Linked DNA regions of Homo sapiens: region 2 is linked to region 1. Evidence: read pairs that join two places in POLR2A ChIA-PET (ENCODE). Cell type or tissue: HepG2. All regions are shown on one strand.

Evidence for each region. Peaks named below come from ENCODE experiments on the same cell type or tissue, not always from the same donor. Only the 100,000 strongest peaks of a DNase experiment are listed, where the experiment ranks them.
Region 2: POLR2A ChIA-PET joins it to region 1 with 6 read pairs; 2 of 35 experiments call an interaction of 5 or more read pairs at or near these places.

What each region holds. Positions count from the first base shown.
Region 1 is chr1:56,493,003-56,495,502 of GRCh38, reverse strand. PLPP3 (phospholipid phosphatase 3) reads left to right here. Exons shown (of 6, transcript NM_003713.5): 6 at 1-742. Among named protein-coding and RNA genes, the nearest start is that of LINC01767, 79 kb to the right of the region's middle. RefSeq lists an enhancer at 768-1,426. In HepG2, no CTCF peak of the experiment used is centred here; a DNase peak (open chromatin) is centred at 1,002.
Region 2 is chr1:56,189,029-56,191,528 of GRCh38, reverse strand. No RefSeq gene overlaps it. Among named protein-coding and RNA genes, the nearest start is that of LINC01767, 220 kb to the left of the region's middle. In HepG2, a CTCF peak has its summit at 1,434; DNase peaks (open chromatin) are centred at 308, 1,288 and 2,498; H3K4me3 peaks cover 2,121 bases.

The DNA.
Region 1 (2,500 bases):
GAGGGTCTTTGTAGGAGTTGCTCTTGCTGTGTAAAGCACTATTGTCTTGGGGTTGAGCCCTAGGGCAGTTCTTGGTAGGTTCTGCTGGGCAGAACATATGGGTTAAATCTCGGTAGAGAGTTTCCCTCATCCTCTATCCGTAAGTGTCCTTCCATGCAAGGTCCCACTCTAGGTGATAGACAGGGACCCCTTCTACTGAACCTTTGAGGAAAGGAGGAAGGAAGAAATGCGTTTAGATCTTGGATGCAGACCTTTCAAAGGGTTAAATGTAACCATATGGATCAACCACATGCACATCCTTACTACAGAATCCGTCCTTTCATTTCAACTTATAGCAAGCTATGATTTTTATATATAAATATTATATAAATAATGTATAAAACATTAAAAGTTAACTATGTAAGATATTATTTCTGAAACAATTTAGCTATATCCACTATGATTATAAACTGTGTCTCGACCTGTGTTATTTACATTAGCTGCTTAAAAAAGCATTGAGTTAATTTTTTTAAATATCAACTAAAATATCATAGTTCTGTGGTAGACATTGTTTTATAATGAAATAACTGCAACTAGAGAAAACTGTATAAAAACATTAAATTGTCAGTATTTTTGTAAGGTTCCATTTTGTAAAGAGAATAATATTCAAAGACTTTTGTAGCATACAAAGTGAAAACTTGTATCTGCGAAACTATACTTGTATTAAATGTGCTTTTTAAATAAAAGCTCGTAACACAACTAATTAAGGACTTGCAAGCCTGGAGTGTTTGAGAGATGTTTGTCTCAGGTGTGTGGGTAGGAGAAGGAAGCATCGCGGGCTGGCCTCTTTGAGTGGGCTTGCCTCATCTCAGCGCACCAACTCCTGATTTTTTTCAGTGGGAAATGTGGTGGTCATAGGGTAGATACCGATGTCTGCCCTGCTCTTTCATCTCTGAAAGCCTGTTTGCAGAATGAGGCCCTGGCTCTACCCTCATCTCAGGCTCTTCTAAAGAGCTTTTGTATTCTAAAGAGGATTTTTCCATCAGAGAGGTAGGAGCTGTAGGAACCCCGAGGGCAGATAAGCAGCCCTCACTCTAGATAAGGTATGCTGGGGGAGCTTACTGAGGGAATCCTGTACACAGCCCACATCAAAGGAAGGCTGAGAATGGCCTGTGGCTCCTGCTTCCCTTCCTTGTGTTTCTCCAACCTGGAAGAAAAGGGGAAGCTAGAAATTCACATTTATTGAGCACCTGTGTGCCAGGGATTTCTGCCTATTTGTTCTGTCTGATCTTCACAGCAGTTATTTTGAGAAAGAAAGAATACTAAAGAATGCAAAGATGAAATGATTAGTCTAAGATCCTAGAGCATTAAATTGTAGGATAGGTCTTATATTAATTTGCTATAGCGGCTATAACAAATTACCACAAACGTAAAACAGCATAGATGTATTGTCTTACAATCTTGGAGGCTCTAGGCAAGAAGCTGTTTCCTTGCCTTTTCTGTTTTTAGAGGCCACCCACTTTCCCTGGCTTGTGGCCCTCTTCATGTTCACATGGAGGAAGCAACATTGGGTAGAGTCCTCACCCTGCCATCTCTTTGGTTCTCCTCTTCTGCCACCCCTTTCACATGTAAAGGCCCTCCTTGCTGATTACACAGACCTGCTCATAATCTAGGATAATCACCTATATTAAAGTCAGTTCACTGGCAAACTTAATTCAATCTGCTGCCTTAATTCCTCTTTGCCATGGAACATATATTCACAGATGCCAGGGATCTAAGACATGGCCATATTTCGGGAACCATTATTCAGAGTACCAGAGTTCACCCTCTGGCCCTCAAAAGATTCACATCCATCCCAAATGCAAAACAGATCACCCTATCCCCACATCCCCTAAAGACCTAGGATATGGCAGTATCAAGTCAAAATCCTAAATCTTAACAACTTAAACACCCCAAATCTCATCATCTAAACTAACCCATTCAAATTAGGTAAAAAGGAGGCTCCATGTTTAATCCACCCTGGAATACATTGCTCTCTATGAACCTGTGAAAATTAAGAAACAAGTTATCTGCTCCCTAAATTCACTGGTGAAACAGGCATAGAATAACAGTTATAGACATTCCTATTTAAAAAGGGAGAGAAGCCAGGCGTGATGTTTCACTCCTGTAATCCCAGCACTTTGGGAGGCCGAGGCAGGCGGACCACGAGTTCAGGAGATTGAGATCATCCTGGCTAACATGGTGAAACCCCATCTCTACTAAAAATACAAAAAAATTAGCCGGGCGTGGTGGTGGGCGCCTATAGTCCCAGCTACTTGGGAGGCTGAGGCAGGAGAATGGCGTGAACCCGGGAGGGGGAGCTTGCAGTTAGCCGAGATCCCGCCACTGCACTCCAGCCTGGGCGACAGAGTGACACTGTCTCAAAAAAAAAAAAAAAAGGAGAGAGAGAGAGAAATAGACGGAAAAAAGAAGTCATCAGTCCCCAGCAACTTCAAAATCCAGCAGGGACCAGGCATGATGG
Region 2 (2,500 bases), 300 kb after region 1:
GCACCATCTTATCCCAACTGCTGTTTGAGCTTCAAAATAATCCTACAAAGTATCCAGTGAAGATGATTATTCCCATTTTCTTAACAAGGAAACTGAGGCCCAGGGAAGTTAAATGGGTTTCTAGACACACAGGCAATACCAGACTTAGAAAGGAAGAAAAGGACACCACTATTTGCTGATTGTCAACTCTATGCCACCCACTGTGTTGAAAGAAGACTCTAAATCCCAGAGAGAGGTTTTATTTGGCCTGAAGTCATTCCATGCAGGACCCGCCAATGACTGCGGGGCTAGAATCAGAAACTGAGCCTGCTTGCCACTAAACTAGTGCTGCCTTCCACAAACTCTCTGTGAATCACAGCCATGGCGCAAGCTTTGAAGGGAGAAAGACGTCGGCACTGATTACCCCAAACCACTGACAAATCAAACATTATGGAAATCAGGACTCACCACTGAATAATAACTCACATGTGTAAGGCATTTGCAAAGGCGCTTTGCAGTCGATGCTTCTTTAACCCTCACAACAATCTTATGAGCTAGATAGTATTATTATTCCATTTCACAAATGAGGAAGAGGAGGCTCAGCAAGGGGAGTAACTCATCTAAGGCCACACAGTTAGTGGGTGGCAGAGCTGGAGTTCTAACACAGCCCTGTCTGACTCTTAAAGAGGGCCCCTGTTGAATTCCTGTTTCCCACAGGCTAATTCCTGTTTCAGTTAGGACATTTCTGTGGTCCTATGTCTTAAATTTAACCTACCCCCATCCTACCCTCATAACCTGCAACATAAAGTTCAAACTGCTCAGCCCAAAGTTCAAAATCCTCCAGTTTTTCAAAATCGTCTCCCTTTACCTTTCAGGACACACCTCAGACTCCAGCTATGTGCCAGTGGATGCTTTTTCTCTGACTCCCCCTGAGTCCCTGCTGCCATTGATCTTTGATTTTCCAGTTCGTTGTATCTAAAGCAGCATTTTCTTCCTGCTTCCTCTTTGAGTTCCTCTTTTAAGGATCACCTTCAATGCCATCAGTTCCATATACCCTTTTAGGACCCTGGTATTAGGTGTGCTGGACCCCTGTATGCTCTCTTATGGCCCAGATTGTAATGCTTCTCTTGTCTCCCTCATTCCTCCCCTGATCCCTCCTTGAATGACCAGGCAGGGTCTCATTGCTTCATCCTCAGACTGACCATGGTGACTGACACACATTGGGCACACAGTAGACATAAAATGAGCATTGTCTTTAGGTACACAAACACTGACAAGTACCATAATACGTAAGTGGCTTCGCATCATTCCTGCCCTTGATGTGGTAGAACTATTCAGGGCTTTGAAATCAGATCGATCCGAGTTCAAATTCCAGCATACCTACTTCTGCACTACGTAACCTTGGGCAATTACTTATTCGGGCCTCCTGATCCTCAGTTTTGTCCTCTGTTGAAATCATGACAGCGCCACCTTTCTTGCAGAGGCAGTAACTGTGAGATTGAATAAGACAGAGAACAAGCATTCAAGACAGTGCTTGGCACAAAGAGAGCGCTTAGGGAATGTTCATTGTTAGGCAGAGCTATTATTATTGTCGTAGTTTATAATATCTCCCAGCAATGAGATCGGATTTCCTTTGGATTTAGGAGTGCATGCAATTGTGTTGCTTTAGAGTTTACCTCCTTGCCTTGACTAACACTTTACTCTTCTGTTTCACTTCTGCCATTTCCCATGTTTGTATCACTGTTGCTGGTATTATGTATTTAGAGTTGTGGCTTCGTAAACTGTTTCTTAAAATATTCCTGTGCTCTAAGAGGCAGCATACTGGGGAAAGAACACTAGGAAGAAAAGAGAAGGGGAGACAGGGAACAGGGGTGGAATCTGTTCCTTAAGAAATCCACTTAACCTCCCTGGGACTTGTTTGTGTTATCTGCAGATTGAGGAATATTTGGCAAGACAGGGTGTAAAATCGCTTGCAGCTTCAATGCACTGCATTTAAAAACCTGTTACTTTCCTATCTTGAGACACCAAAATGCTCTTAGACTTGAAGATGACTATGTATGCAAGTGCATCCCTCCCACCCTCCTTCCCAAACAAACACACACACAAACACAAACACACCCCAAATGCTCTGAGAAAACCCATGGTTTTGTTGTTTGAACATGTTGTTTTCTTTAACCAAGTGGTTGTTTGCAAACGTTTTCTGATTGTAACAGCAGTGAGGGCACCTCTCTTAGAGAAGACTGAGTTCTTTCTCTTTGAAAGATGCTGTTTACTGAAATAAATTCCACCTCCTTCTTTGTTTGGCTTTTTCTTTGTAAACAATCAAAACCAACTGGCAAAGTCGGGGAGCTTGTTTTAGTCCATTGTGGCATCTGGCTTGATTTCTTTTTTTTTTCCTCCTAATCTGAAGTACAGACACTATTGTGAGCCCCAAATTCCTTTGCAAGAGGCAATTAGTTCCGTAAGCATTTACCAGTGGTGCACCATGCACCAAGCACTGTGGGGAAAAAGAAAGATCCTT